Linked DNA regions of Homo sapiens: all the other regions are linked to region 2. A link is an interaction called in ENCODE POLR2A ChIA-PET data of the cell type or tissue named here. Cell type or tissue: OCI-LY7. All regions are shown on one strand. Links, peaks and the distances in the headings refer to the core of each region. The heading gives the core; the rest is flanking DNA. Region 1 overlaps MIGA1 (mitoguardin 1). Region 2 overlaps FUBP1 (far upstream element binding protein 1). Region 3 overlaps ZZZ3 (zinc finger ZZ-type containing 3).

Region 1 (6,028 bases), core at 1-5,000, 70 kb before region 2:
TTGACATTTTAAAGAAGAGTTTTTTCCTCCCTGGAATGTAAAACAAAAATATTTTTTAATGATGTGGAAGTATATATTTCATGTTCATTATGATAAATCTACAAACAAATGAATTGTTTTTATGGGTGGAGTTCTTCTATAAGAGTATATTAAATGCTTTCAGAGTTGTATTAATTTTGTTTCTAAATAATATACCACTTATTTGGAGTGACTAACTCAGTATGTAAGTAGATGAGATTTGTTGATTTTGCCCCTAAAACGGGCTTTAGTCATTTTAGGAGTGAGTTGCACAAAAGGACCTAAAATGCATTGTTTTTTGCCTTCTTTTAAGAGATGGGGTCTCGCTCTATTGCCCAGGCTGGAGTGCAGTGTGCTATCATACATAGCTCACTGCAGTCTCCAACTCCTCATACCAGAGGCATGTGTCACCATGTCTTACTCCTAAAATGCATTTTTAAAAAGCGAATTTTTAGATTAAAGTGCCTAGTTTCTGATTAATAAATAGAAGATGAAAAAAGTGGGCGGGAAAAGCATAATCTTTTAAGATTTGTAATTTTCTGTATGTGCCACATTTATGTAAATTAACTATAAAATATGGAATTCAGGATCATGCTGTTTTGCATGTACTTTATAGGTTATATAGCATGAAACATACAAATTATCACTGTTCTTTAGTATATAGCTCCTTGCCTTTTCTTACATAGATGCTTAATTTAACAATTACCTATTTATAGTTCTTATTATTGACGGGAATATGATTAGAAGTACCAAAACTAAAAATTCCATTATGTACTGTTTACTTTTTATTTAATATTACATGTTTTTACCTTGTTGCGGTATCTTTGGCCTTCACACACACATGTGTGCGTGCACGTGCATTTCATTACCATGTAGACAAGACAGTTATTGCTTATAGTAATTTACCCATTTGAGGGCTAAGTGTTTTAAGCTGTGGTTTTATAAGCAAAGCTGTAAGTAAATGTAATTTATTTTAGAAAGATATTATTTGAAATCAATTTTGAAGAATTGCACTATTTGATAATGCTGCTACTACATGAGATAACTCTGGGGAATTAATTTTATGAGATAAGATGAATGGCTTTCTAGAAGGTGTTGCTTTTTGTTTTTTCTTTTTCTTTTTTACATTTCATCTTAGAAAAAGTTGCTTATATTCAGCAGGTTGGTTTGTCAAATTCAGTGTTTGAGTTTGTTTCTGGTCAGTTCAGTAGCTGCTACTTTAGCAAGATGTGGCCTTTCACAAAAGAGGTAAGAGTGACCAAATAGAATTTTAGGACAATAAGTATAGGAAATATCTCTTTATCGTAAGATAAGAAACTTGAACTTTTTAAAGGAAATGTCCTCTTGAAAAGAACATTTCTGACTGCATGCAGAAGGGTACTTAAGACATATATAACAGGCCAGGAGCAGTGGCTCACGCCTGTAATCCCAGCACTTTGGGAGGCCCAAGTGGGCAGATAACCTGAGGTCAGGAGTTTGAGACCAGCCTGACCAACATGGTGAAACCCCATCTCTACTAAAAATACAAAAATTAGCCAGGCATGGTGGCGCATGCCTGTAATCCCAGCTACTCGAGAGGCTGAGGCAGGAGAATCGCTTGAACCCGGGAGGCGGAGGTTGCAGTTAGCCGAGATCGTGCCATTGCACTCCAGCCTGGGCAACAAGAGTAAAACTCTGTCTCAAAAAAAAAAAAAAAAAAAAAAAAAAAGACATATGTAACGGTTTCCATTTGCCTTAAAATTGGGTTAAATAGCAAAAGCAATGTCTTTAAAAATGATTAGTTTAGAGCCTTTTAGGGTAAACCCTGTTTAAACACTTAATCATGGAATTGCCCTTGCCACCATGAGCTCTACCATCCACTTCCATATGTAAATTATAAGAGGGACTTCAATTAAGTCACTCCTGAGAAAATATCCTTTTTTCTAGAAGAAAGAAGATAAATTTTGAGGCAATTTACATTTGGTATTTCTTTTAATTTCATTTTTTGTATTTTAATTTCCCTACATTTTTGTTCAACTAAGAGTGCTTATTTCTTCTTGAAGGTTAACATTATGTTTATTAAGTATCAAAATGGAATTATCTTTTAAAAAAGAAGACAAGTTTTCCATACTGTCACAGTAAGCTCCAAAGAACTTTGTCTTTCTCATAAAGTAATATTCTTTATTTGCATCCATTTACTATGATTCCGTTAATTTGTTGAATTAAATGCCTTTATAAAAATATTTACAAATGTTTTCTTGCCTTAAAATGTAACATTTTCTACTTAAATTTAATTTCCAAGAGAGTGATTATTTGCATTACAAAGGAATTCTTAATAATTCCTGTAAGCCTAGGAAATAGGAATGCCAAAGTAACATTTAATGTACTTCTCTATAACTTTTCATAATCAGAAATTTTAAATTATGTTTATATAACCCATTTACTTTTATTTTAATGTGAATATATATTCAGAAATTATTTGATGTAAATTTCAAAATGATTATAGGAATTAAGCTGAATTCTAATTTTTTTGCTTAGATTTAGAAATATGTATGTGAAATTTAAGAATTTATATAATCTGTGATTAGTGGAAATAAGAACATCCCTACTTTGTTCCTAATGAGTATATTATGTTATTGTTTTGTTTAGTTTGTGAACAACCATGTATTAGCTTTACTTAGCTGATGTCAGTAAATGTTTCTGTCTCCTAAATGTAAGGACTGTACTCATTAATTTGTGTAAAAGTAAAACACTACAGTAGCAGAAAAAATTGCACTGGCTCTTTAGCCAAAATAAGCACTGTAACATGGATGTATTACTATTACTGCCAAATAAAAAAGTGATGGTACGTCTTGCTGATGTATTGAATATTTTAAACAATGTTAATATATAATTATGAAGTCACACTTGTCTCATCAGATCCTGTATGAGAATATTCAGTCTCCATAAGACCCATATATATGGCATAGAGAACAGGACAACTGCAGAAGCATTATAATCAAATATAAAACTTTATCATTAAAATAAAAAATAAAAGGCCGGGTGCGGTGGCTCATGCCTGTAATCCCAGCACTTTAGGAGGCCGAGGCGGGTGGATCATCTGAGGTCAGGAGTTCGAGACCAGCCTGGCCAACATGGTGAAACCCCGTCTCTACTAAAAATACAAAAATTATCTGGGCATGGTGGTGGGCACCTGTAATCCCAGCTACTTGGGAGGCTGAGGCAGGAGAATCGCTTGAACCTGGGAGGCAGAGGTCGCAGTGAGCCAAGAGTGCACCATTGCACTCCAGCCTGGGCAACAAGAGCGAAACTCTGTCTCAAAAAAATAAAAAATGAAAACAAAGATTAAAAATTTATTGTTTCTCCATGTACTGATATGGGGAAAAAGACAGTTTTGTGATGAATAAAGTGAAAATACTTGTATTTTAATTTAAGTGTTTGGATGATAATGCCATCAAGCATAATATAAACTTATATTGATATATTGATGTATATGCATCATTACTATTCATATATGACCTGAACCTCTCTTCTCATCAATTCTTCAAAAGGCTTCAGATATATGGCCGGGTGCAGTGGCTCATGCCTGTAATCCCAGCATGTTGGGAGGCCGAGCAAGGCAGATCACTTGAGGTCAGGAGTTTGAGACCAGCCTGGCCAACATGGCGAAACCCTGTCCCTATTAAAAATACAAAAATTAGCCAGGCATGGTGGCGCACACCTGTAATCCCAGGTTCTTGGAAGGCTGAGGCAGGAGAATTGCTTGAACCCAGGAGGTGGAGGTTGTAGTGAGCTGAGATCACGCCACTGCACTCCAGCCTGGGCAACAGAGTGAGACTCAGTCTCAAAACCAAAAAACAAAAGGGTTCAGATATATTTAGTCAAGGAGAGGGGTGCCACCTGGATACCACCATAGTCACCAGATGGAAGTCACCTGGATATGAAAACAGATTCTTAGTTTGAGACTTTTAACAAATGGGTTTATTTTAGAATAATTATATATGATATAGATAAATATAGTTATATTTTTAGAATTATTAAACATATAAAGTGAAATATATTGATAAGAAAACCATATAAACATGAATAGAATCTTTCCTTAGCTAGGATACAGGGTTGGAGTGCAATGGGAAACTAGAGCAGCATCTCATTCTCATTTTCTGTTTTGTCATTATCTGCCATACTCTGTTGTCTCATGCATCTTCTTTGATCCTGAACTTAATGTTCAGGATCTGAACTTAATGTTTTGCACTTTAAACATCTGTCTCTGAATTCTTATGTATATTTAAAATGCTTCTCTGCAAACATCTTAGTGCCCTATTGTTAGACTTTATAGGGCTTTGCTGGAAATCTTTATAAATCACTTTGTTAATCTTTCTAAACTAACTGTTCTTATGCTGCTTTTGACTTCTGGTTTTTTCTGCAGTGTTTCTTCCTATGCCCTGTATTCTCTGATACTTTATCCTGCCACTTCTTCTCCCTTGATCTCTTTCTCTTCTTACGCTACTGACATCTTTGATCAGGCTACACAAACTCTTCTGTCTGCTAAGGTTCTTTCTTTGGCTTTTTCTATATCTGAACAGTGAAAACTCTACAGTAACCATCATCTGGGCAGGGAAGGACTGTATTCTACTACAGAGAAGAAAAACAGCCTTCCTTCTATGACACTTTTTATTCTTTACTTAAAAGCCACAGCAAAGCAACTGGTACATCAAATATGTCTTTTATGTGTGTCACAGAAGCCTTTCACAAAGTACATTTATATTTAGGAAATTACAGAACTTTTATAATTTGCTATGTTTGAAATGATACCATAGTACTTGAATATAGAGAAGCACTTTGAATTAGAAAGCACTTGAAATATATGACTTTCTGAACTTTGCTAATTCTTATTTAATAATAACTCTGTGTGAGAATGGTCCCAGGGGCCAGGTGCGGTGGCTCACGGCGTGTAATCCCAGCACTTTGGGAGGCTGAGGCGGGTGGATTGCCTGAGCTCAGAAGTTCGCGACCAGCCTGGGCAACACAGTGAAACCCCACCTCCACTAAAATACAAAAAATGAGCCGGGCGTGGCATTGCGTGCCTGTAGTCCCAGCTACTCGGGAGGCTGAGGCAGGAGAATTGCTTGAACCTGGGAGGCAGAGGTTGCAGTGAGCTGAGATCACGCCATTGCACTCCAGCCTGGGCAACAGAGCGAGAATCCATCTTTAAAAAAAAAAAGAAAGAAAAAGAATGGCCCCAGGAGTTTTACAAAGGACCAATAAAATAATGTGGTAGAAGATGAAGATGGATAATAAATGTTAAAGCAATTATATTCACAATCTGTTACAACAAATTATCCTAAAATTTTAGCAGCTCGAAACAACAAACATGATCTTACACAGTTTCTGAGGGCTGGGAATTCAGGAATGGCTTAGTCTGGTGGTTCTCTCCTGAAGTTGCAGTCATCTGAAGGCCTGATTGGGGCTGGAAGACTCACTTCTAAGGTTTTCTCATTCACATGTCTGTTTTCAGGAGGCCTCAGTCCCTTGCCATTGGCAAGAGACCTTAGTTCCTACCAACTAGACCTCTCAGCTGCCTGAGTGTCTTTTAAGACATGACAGCTGGCCAGCATGTCTTTTAAGGCATGAGCATGGTGGCTCATGCCTGTAATCCCAGCGCTTTGGGAGGCTGAGGCAGGAGGAATGTTTGTTTGAGCCTGTAAGTGTGAAACCAGCCTGGCCACAAAATGAGACCCTGTCTCTACAGAAAAAAAAAAAAAAAAAAGACGTGGCAGCTGGCTTCCTCCCAGATAAATAATCCAAGAAATAGCAAGGTAAAAGACACAATGTCTTTTATAACCTAGATGTGGAAGTGTTGCCACTTCTGCCATTGGTAACACAGACCAACACTGACACAATGTGGGAGGGGATTACACAGGATGCGAGTACCAAGAGGTGGAACATTTGGGGTTGTCTTGGTGGCTGGATACCATGGCAGGGAATCATAATAAATTATACATAATGATGTAGACAAATTACTTTTTTTTTT
Region 2 (5,000 bases), core at 1-5,000:
ATATAGAAGATATGCATATTTTACACTGAAAAACAATATTTTAGGAGCACCAGTGAATAATACTATTCAACTTTGTTAAGTATCAGTTTTCTTTAGCTATAGCTAAAGCATATAAAAAATACTTACCCATTAAGCTCACTTTAAAAAAAATACAGAACTATGTATTATTCTATGTTAAATTAAGAGGCAGTTATGGTTTTCCAAGATATCAGCACTGTATTCCAACATAATATTCACACAACGTATGGCATTTGCATTATGTGGAACATTGACAAAAAGATACTGTTGCAGTTCATCAATTTGTCATTCTGATGTACTTACAGTGCAATGCTCCTTGAAGGAACACAATCAAGGATGATACACAGCACAGTCCTCCTCACCCCTACAGAGCTAGTTCTATACTGGCTGGATCAAACCTGCACTTCAACAGACAATGGCAAGACAGACTGTATTTGCATGTAGTCTAATATATTAATATGCAAAGAGCCAACAAATATGCAAAGAGTAAAACAATGGATTTCAACAAAATATCAGAACTTCAGCATGAGTGTTAAAGAGTAATAAAATGACTTCAAGTACATAAAAAAATTAAGTTGATTCAATGATTGGACTTGTGCATTTACAAAACAAAGCTTATCTATACTGCATAAAGAAAAAAAAAAAGCTTGAACGTTTCCATACCCCATTTATGTTTCAATGGCAGATGCAATGTAGCTATACTTTTTGCACACTATTCACTTTTCTATCCTAAATTTAGAAAGAAACACACTAACATTATATACATTGAAAGAGTTGCTTCACATGGAAAAAAACTGTTCTTATTAGACTACTCATATTCACTATCTGAAAACTGTTTAAAATTAGTTATGCCGAAACAGTCTTGGAAATCAAGTATTATCAAATTAAGAACAGAAAGGTTAACTGTTATAGCAGCAGTACAGGTCTGAAACAGTGGTCATGTATAAAAGGAAATTTCACTGTTAATGCAATGGAAGTATGCCAAAAGATCATTGTACACACATGCAGTTTTTAATCAAACAGAAGGAAAAAAAATGAAGATATCAGGATTACTTGTGCTGAAAGAGCCAATACAATAAATGGAAAAGATCCTCCAATCTACCACTATACTGCAAGGGGGGAAAAACATGCCAGTGTTTAAAAACTCAATATTTCATGGGGAAAGCTTATATATTTGTGTATATGTATCTTAATTTATCATTGCTAAGAAATTATGAATCCTTTAAATACCCACATATCCAACTTACCGACACAGGAGGTTTCATATCATTTATTGTAAAGCACAAAACAGGCATTTTAAAAGTGAAAGTATACATTGAAAAAGTACATTTATATCACAAAGCATCAACCACATAATTGCAAATACATTTGCTGGAATGTGTACATCTACACTAAATACTAAAAACAAACCAATTTTCATTTCTACACAGAAATATTAACCTCCTATCAGTAGTGATAGATATTTTGTACATTTTCAAAAAAAAAAAAAAAAAAGGAAACACTATTTTAAACCAAAAACAAAATTAAGATCTTCATCAAGTCGTCTGCATCCATATATTTAACAAAGGTTTTTTTCCCCCACACAATGAAGCAAATACTGTATTGTCCACTTCTTATTATTGGCCCTGTGCAGAAGAGATACATAAGAAATACACAAAAAGTTAAAGAAAATCCTTGAAATGGAGCTAATTCAGGAGTGAATCCTTTAAGAAAGAAAAAGTGGTTAATATAAATGGTGGTGGCTTCTTGCATGATTTGCAAATCCCTGGGGGAAGAAAATTTATTTTTAAAATCAAAGGCATTGCAGAAATATTCACCACTCAGATGCTGGAAAGCATTATAAAAAACAAAAAAACCCAAACAATACACCGTAGTACTTCATTTAAATAGTTATTATACTTTGCCAGATAAAAATTTAAAAGGCAAACACTCCCAAACAGACAAACAGTAAACATGCAGAAAACAGACTGGAGTAGAAATCAACAAATTAGCAATTACATTATACCTGAGGTGCTGGAGGATGCTGTGGCATTCCCTGGGGACTTGTCTGGGCATAATAGGCTGCTTGTTGTCTATAATACTCAGCCCAGGCTGCACTATAATCTGGCTGACCACCTGGAGGAGCCCCAGTCGGAGCAGGAACTGCCTGACCTTTGAAAAAAAAGAACTTTGTTGCTGTAACCACAATTATAAGCCCAACATCTCATTTCTAATAAAAACAATACCTTGCTTCTTGTAATATTTCTCCCAAGCCTTTGAATAATCTTGTGTTTGCCCTTGTTGACCAAAAAAAAAAACCCCTAAACTTTAATATAAAATTACATCCACTGTAAGTACAGGTTATAAGACAAAAGCACAGAGGGTCAGAATTACTCCTGTTTTATTTAAAATATTCATTTAGTAGTGTCAGGAAACTACTCTGCAATTAGAAAAAAAAAAAGAACGCTCTTTTCTTTTTGCCTTATAATTAATCGTTAACTTTTAGTTCTAGAGCGTCATTATTAGTAAAAAAACAGAATCAACCCCAAATCCACACTGCTTTAGCTAAGGAAGGTAAAGATTTAGGCATAATCTTAATTCGATTCCAGAATTACAAAAAGAACATTTTTGAAAAACTTTAAGCCCACTTAAAGGCAATGATTTAAAGACTGTATTAAGACCTAGCCAAGACTTTTTCCTGATTAGTAACCTATAAAGTGTATGTACACACACACATAATAAGATGTTAAAAGTATTAATAATTTATTCCAATTACAACACAATGTTATTAAAAGTAACCTGACAAGGAATAAAGAACAAGATCAATGAAAACACATAAAACTCAGCTTTCACAATCAGGTCTTTTTCCAAATAAGGTGACTTTGCTGAATTAAGAGATTAAAGAAATATAGCAATGAAATGCAACGCATGAATCTTGAATGTACTCTGAATTAAACAAAACACACAGACGACAAAAGACATATTCCTGACAACTATGGAAATTTAAATATAGTCTGTATGTTTGTGATAATATTGAGGGTATTTATTTTCAGACAGGGTCTCACTCTGCCACCCAGGCTGGAGTGCAGCGGTGCAATCATGGCTCACTGCAGCCTCAACCTCCCAGGGCTCAGGTGATCCTCCCACCTCAGCCTCTAGAGTAGCTGGGACTACAGGCCCACCATGCCTAGCTGACATTTTTCTCTTTTTTTGTAGAGATGGGGTTTTGCCATGTTGTCCAGGCTGGTCCTGAACTCCTGGACTCAAGTGATCCACCTGCCTTGGCCTCCCAAAGTCCTGGGATTACAGGCGTCAACCACTGTGCCCAGACATTGAGTTTATTTAGAGCAAACTGTCTTGTCTGCAACTTACTTTGAAATGGTTCATACACAAAAAACATACATATAAAGCGCATACAGCAAACTTTTAAAAAATGATGAAGCTGAGTGTCTGATGCCTTATTTCCCCAATTTCTGAAGGTATATAATTTTCTAAATAAAAAATTGAGAAGAGAGAGTATATGTTCTCCTATTCAGTTTCTTTACTTAAGCACTATTTTATTTCGTTTGTAACTCGCTTGGCTTTGTGAAATAACTACCATAGACAAAAATACTGGAGCATGGACACACAGGAAGCTCTTTTTATGTTTGTAGGATGCTGCCAACAAGACCAATTTCATAGTTTCAGAAAGCAGTCTATCACCATTGTAAAACAGGTCACAGACTCAAAGCAACTGAGTGAAAGAATTTAAGATTTATGATTCTTTAAAAATGCCTGAAAAAAACCCTCTTTTCTTGGGTAACAGAGAACTCTCATATACTATTAAAAATTCTCATATTTTCCTGTCTTCTATAAATAACTGTTCTCAAAGAGGAAGTAAGTTTAACATTTTCCTCTTACAAGACACAATTCAAGCAAATCTGAAACAGGTTTCAATATCTAAAAAACTGGTGTGACAATAGCAATAAAACCACACATTGTCTCTTACAGGGTGCACACTTGAAACCAAACCTGATCAAGGTAGCAATCAATAGTCTTCAGGTTTTAAACCCCATTGTAAGAGTTACTCATTTTAGAGGCAAATTAACAATGTAAAATGGTAGAAACAGGCATATGCATCAAGAAAATTCATTGATGTTCCCTTAAAAAACTACAACCTCTGCAAACTCCTATATCCCTGTGGAAAGCTAATAGTAAACACTTTAGACTTTAAGAAAAACCAAATTCTTGGTAAATAAGTTGGTAATATTTGACACTCCAATCTTAAAAGATGTTCAAGAAAAGCTTATTTCACTCTTCCAATCTAAAGGGCAAATGTGATTTATTTTGCCCAGTTGGAAGTAGAGAAAGAACTCTTTCCCTGCCCCTTCAGACATGTACTGCCTTACCTTGCGCTCCCCTTATTCCTCTCTTTAGTTACTGGATTTTGTTTTGAGACAGGGTCTTGCTCTGTCACCTAGGCCAGAACACAGTGGCAGTGGTGTGATCATGGCTTAGTTACTGTTTGATGCCAGATAGTTGAGTTTATACTTCAGTAGAACATTATCTAATATTTATTATAGTTTTATAATTATAATGTATAAAGTTTAGCCTTAAATTTCTTTCATCCCAAAGATAAAAGACTTGCTCTAGAGTTAGCTTGCAAGATTCTATTAGAGCCTAAGAGCCAGCCTTGCATGAATAGATTTTCACACTCAGTTGTCTTCCCATATAACTGTACCTTTCCCACAAGTCCTCACTCTACCCTCCTTTAGGCTTAAGGTACCAGATTCTTCAGGGTTCAGAGTCTACCACATCAGTCCTTATCATAATGGCCTTCCTCAAGTCAAACTTTTCCCAAATGTCTTCACTTCTCCAAACAAGAATTACTCCTTTCTATTTTGAAACCCTGTTTGTTCTCTTAAGGGTCTTAAAAAAATCCCTGTATTCTAGCTTTAAAAACACCCATCTTTACTGCTGTTCCTTATAAGCCTCTGAAATCTTATCAAGATTTTCTCTACTTG
Region 3 (5,000 bases), core at 1-5,000, 280 kb before region 2:
AAAAGAGATCATTTTGGTGTGACAGAAATGTTCTAAAACGGGATTGAGGTAATAGTTGCATGGCACTGTAATTTTACTAAAAAGCACTGAATTGTGCACTTAAAAAGAATTAATATGACTAACAAATTCCCCCAAAAAACCTATTAATATAATAAATATTGTGACCCCCCCCCCCCATATTACTCCCTTGAAATTAACACCAGCATTTAGGTCTATTATCAAGCAAATCTCCATGTTTTACTTGAATTAAACTCCAAAGCATAATTTTAGTACATGGGAGCCTCCAGATACTGAATTGCATTGTTGTCCTCTTTAATAAACCAGTACTGTCCTTGAACATACAACATGCAATTTTTTTTTTTTTGGGGGGGGGCAGAGTCTCGCTCTGTCACCCAGGCTGGAGTGCAATGGCATGATCTCGGTTCACTGCAACTTCCGCCTCCTGGGTTCAAGCGATTCTCCTGCCTCAGCCTCACCGAGTAGCTGGGACTACAGGCACACTCCAGCATGCCTGGCTAATTTTTTGTTTTAGTAGAGATGGGGTTTCGCCATGTTGACTGGGCTGGTCTCGAACTCCTGACCTCAGATGATCCGCCCACCTCGGCCTCTCAAAGTGCTGGGTTTACAGGCATGATGAGCCACTGCACCTGGCCTAGCATGCAAATTTTTACCAGAAACATTAACCAGTAAGAGCTGCCTTACTGAAATTACACACAAAAACAAAATCTATTAAGGCAACAAAGAGTTTGGATGGATAACAACACCTTGATGAACAGACTTATATGAAAGTTATCAGAATCAAACTGGAGTAGTAGTAGTGTTTGTTCTGTTTTTTTTTAAACAAAACAAAACAAAAAAAAAACACCCTGACAAACAGCCAGGGAAGGCTATGAAGGAAGGGCTGTCATGCGGGTATGCATGATAAAAACTATCACAAAAGACTCTGCAAAAACTACAACCTTATACAAAACGTGAAACAAAAACAAGCCAGGTGCATGGTACATACACACCTATAATCCCAGCTACCCAAGAAGCAGGAAGATTGCTTGAACCCAGGAGTTTACATCTAGCCTGGGCAACACAGTAACACTGTTTTTTTGGGGGGGTGGTGGGGGTTGTTTTTTTTAAAAAAAAAAAAACTTCTGTGAGGACATCTGCCAGCAACTGCCGGTCCAACCTCAGAATGGAGGCACTTTATTGACCCTTGTAGCCAAGAATAATTATCTCAAAATAATTATGAAATCCTCCTCATTTTTCCTTTAAAAACTTTGGTCTTCTTTTACCTCCCTGTATATGCACATGGTTTACTGTAACAACAGAATTCCCACTGCAAAGCCCTATTCCCAAATAAACATTATTTTCTTTTAGAAAGCCTGTTATTTAGGTAGACAAGATCAAAGTATTCAAACCACAGCTATTTCCACTTCTGATTGTTCTGATGAATATGAGACTTGAAAGAAAATTCAAATGTCACTGTAAAATGTGATACCAAAAAAATTCATTAGAATATAATCTATGGCACTGAAACAAGGAAGGACATACATGCACACAAACAGTACTGAAGATACATATGAAGATAGCACCTCAAACTCCAAAACTCCACAGTTTGAGTGCTTAGGTTCAAATCCCAAACCCTCCATTTAGCACCTGTGTGACACCGAGCAAGATATGAAACCCCTCTGCTTTGATTTGCTTATTTATAGAATGAGGGTTACAGTAACCCTCTGTATAAGGTTGTAGGGAGTACTAATGATAATGAATAGAGTATCTAGCATGTATCTGGCCCACAGCAAATATCCAATAAATTTTAGTTATTAGTATTACTTCTATAAGAGTTTTTAAAATCACCTAAAGCAGCTCTTTTCAATCTTCAATATACATACAAACCACCTATGAATCTAGTTACAGTAGTTCCCTCCCCACATCCACAAGCGATACATTCCAAGATCCCCAGTAGATACCTGAATATGAGGATAGTACCAAACCAGATATATACTATGTTTTTTCAATCTGATAACTGAGATGGCTATTAAGTGATTAACCAGTGGGAAGCATACAAAGTATGGACACACTGGACAAAGGGATGATTCACATAACAGGCACGACCAGAGGGACAATAAGAGATTTCATCAGGATACTCAAAAGGGCACACAATTTAAAACATGAATTGTTTATTTCTTGAATTTCCCATTTAGTATGTTCAGCCGAAGGAAAGCGAAACTGAAGAGTGCAGTAGAGACTACTGTAAAATGAGATTCTGATATTCAGAATCTGTTATATGAGAGCTCCGAGTGCAGTGTGAAATTTGAATTTCTAGTAAATTCCCTGATAGGTGCCAGGGAACTATAAAGTTACAAGGATGGTTGTCAAACTTTAGCACACACCAGAATCCTCTAGTGGTTTAGTTTAAAACACATATTTCTGGGTTCCATCTCCAGAGTTGGAGAAAATCTGCATTTGTAAAATTCCCAAGTGATGCTCTGCTGCTATGCCCAGAACCATATACTGTATTGAGAACTATTGATCAAAGGTTCTCTCATCTAGGATATGTAACAGAATCACTTGTAGGGTTTTTGTCTGTTCATTTTGTTTTTTAATGCAGAAGTCCTGACTATACCCAAGTAGTGCTACTCAAAGTGTGGTCTCCTGACGTACTAAATCTGAAACTCTAAGGGCAGAGCCCAGAAATCTATTATTTAAAACAAACAACTTTCAGGCGATTATGATGAATGATAAATACTGAGAACCACTGCCATATAGCTACAAATAAATCAAAATATCCTTGGTGAAATTCTCTTAACTACAGAAAGAGAAGTAGCTACCCATGTGCTTGGCTTAGGTCAAAGTGGAAAATGCTCTGACTAGTTCACTAGGTAGAACAGCATTTATTCAAATTTAGAAGTAACTCTATAACCATTACAAAAGTTAGTTCATCTCTCCCCCATTCTTCAGGAGATAATGTTCCCCTATTGCATGATGTTTCCCCAAAGTCAGACATTTAAACTCTCCAGATTAAAAAACAAGTGATTTTTTTTTAGAAAGTAGGCTAAAACTTTACAATCATTTAATTTCCACAAAAGCTCAGCAAATAAAAGATGACTGAAGTACAGGACTGCTAAGTATACACGTCACTCTTAATCATGACCAAAATACCTAATTTCAACAACTATTGGCCATTTATAATATTCTGGCCCTAACACTTACTGACTGAAATAACTAAAATTCACTTAAAAAGGAAATTAAGCATATCATCCAGGCATATCATAACCATAGGACTTATATGAAAGAAAAATTATGTGCAGGAATACAGTCATAAATCTTTCACTATGACTTTCCTTAAAATTAAGAAAGTGAAATGAGAAGAAAATACAAAAGGAGAACTCCTGAGAAGAAAGTTGCACTTTACGGCCAGGCAGGGTGGCTCACGCCTGTGATCCCTGCACTTTGGGAGGCTGAGGAGGGCAGATCACCTGAGGTCAGGGGTTCGAAACCAGCCTGGACAACGTGGAGAAACCCCGCCTCTACTAAAAATACAAAAATTAGCCAGGCATGGTGGCAGGCGGCTGTAATTCCAGCTACTCGGGAGTCTGAGGCACGAAAATTGCTTGAACTCAGGAGCTGGAGGTCGCAGTGAGCTGAGATCGCGCCACTGCACTCCATCCTGGGTGACAGAGTGAGACTGTGTCACACACACACAAATAAAAGTTGCACTTTACACTTGAAGCTAGCTTGAAAGGGGTTAATAAGCAGGTAAGTCTCTTAGCTGATTCCCAATTTTTTACCAGCCTATTTGATTTTATAATCTACACACCACAATGTTGTACTGTTCATAAATATAAAAGTTGTACTGTTCATAAATGTTAAGTATTTTGAAAGTAAAGTGGCTTAAACTTAAATTGGAATCTTTTTCTTGGTGGGGAGGCTCACAACATGCTTTGAAATAACTGAAGATACTACATGGTATCATAAAAATTAGAATGGGAATCACTGCTTGAGGAATTCAAAGAATGAAAAGCAAGCTACCAAGTCATAAAAGTCCAAAAAGCCATTAGCTGGCCAGGAATCCTGTACCATAGTTTTTAAAACAAAATTTTTAAGTAGGAAAAAAAAAAAAAAGCAGCTGAGGTACTGCATAAGCCATCAGTGACATAAATTTTAAAATCTACTATTTACCCAAATAGCAATAAAACACAAAAAAGGTCATTAAAACACAAAAAAAGGTCTACCACAGAGTTTAAAACAAAGAAGGCTTTTATTTGATGTCCCCTCCTAGGAGTTCTTGAAAACCATGAATGCCATGAGAAAAATGTCTAAGTGTTGAGATCTCAAGGTACAAATCAGGTTGAGTTATAGGATTTCTCAGGTTACTCGTATCAGAACAGGATGAAGACACAATAAAACAGCTGAATCTCACAAACATAACATTGAGCAAAAAAGGCCAAACACAAAAACAATACATACTGTATAAATCCTAGGCTCAAAAGCAAATAAAATAATTCTGTGGTACTAGACATCAAAAGAGTGATTTCTCTTGGTGAGGGGTGGCACCTAGGGACCATTAATGACCGGAATAAACACACAAGTTTCTGGAGTTCTGACAGTGTTCTTCTTAGTGACGATTACACCAGTGTGCTCACACTGTGAAAATTCACTGAGGTGTACATTTATGAGAACTTTCTGTGTGTATTATACTTTAATTGTATTTATCTTTATTTAAAAAGAAGGAAAAAGAGGAGATTTCTCCTTAGGAAAAGACACATTGGCCGGGTGCAGTGGCTCACACCTGTAATGTCAGCGCTTTCGGAGGCCGAGGTGGGCAGATCACTTGAGGTCAGGAGTTCAAAACCAGTCTCCCCAACATGGCAAAACCCCGTCTCTACTAAAAATACAAAAATGAGCTGCACATAGTGGCGTGTGCCTGTAGTCCCAGCTACTCAGGAGGCTAAGTCAGGAGAATTGCTTGAACCCAGGAGGCAGAGGTTGCAGTGAGCCGAGATCAC

Evidence for each region. ChIA-PET counts read pairs that join two places held together with the same protein. Peaks named below come from ENCODE experiments on the same cell type or tissue, not always from the same donor. Only the 100,000 strongest peaks of a DNase experiment are listed, where the experiment ranks them.
Region 1: POLR2A ChIA-PET joins it to region 2 with 9 read pairs; 4 of 35 experiments call an interaction of 5 or more read pairs at or near these places.
Region 3: POLR2A ChIA-PET joins it to region 2 with 5 read pairs; 4 of 35 experiments call an interaction of 5 or more read pairs at or near these places.

What each region holds. Positions count from the first base shown.
Region 1 is chr1:77,876,696-77,882,723 of GRCh38, forward strand. MIGA1 (mitoguardin 1) reads left to right here. Exons shown (of 16, transcript NM_001416120.1): 16 at 1-2,845. NEXN-AS1 (NEXN antisense RNA 1) reads right to left here. Exons shown (of 3, transcript NR_103535.1): 3 at 4,653-5,203. Among named protein-coding and RNA genes, the nearest start is that of NEXN, 8.9 kb to the right of the region's middle. In OCI-LY7, for the core only: no CTCF peak of the experiment used is centred there; no DNase peak of the experiment used is centred there.
Region 2 is chr1:77,947,132-77,952,131 of GRCh38, forward strand. It overlaps FUBP1 (far upstream element binding protein 1), which reads right to left. Exons shown (of 20, transcript NM_003902.5): 19 at 2,024-2,169; 20 at 1-1,643. The coding sequence ends at 1,635. Among named protein-coding and RNA genes, the nearest start is that of FUBP1, 29 kb to the right of the region's middle. RefSeq lists a silencer at 3,997-4,056. In OCI-LY7, for the core only: a CTCF peak has its summit at 2,082; DNase peaks (open chromatin) are centred at 2,080 and 3,910; H3K4me3 peaks cover 511 bases; H3K27ac peaks cover 1,938 bases.
Region 3 is chr1:77,669,909-77,674,908 of GRCh38, forward strand. All of the region lies in intron 1 of ZZZ3 (zinc finger ZZ-type containing 3), which reads right to left. Among named protein-coding and RNA genes, the nearest start is that of ZZZ3, 10 kb to the right of the region's middle. In OCI-LY7, for the core only: no CTCF peak of the experiment used is centred there; a DNase peak (open chromatin) is centred at 653; H3K4me3 peaks cover 558 bases; H3K27ac peaks cover 1,505 bases.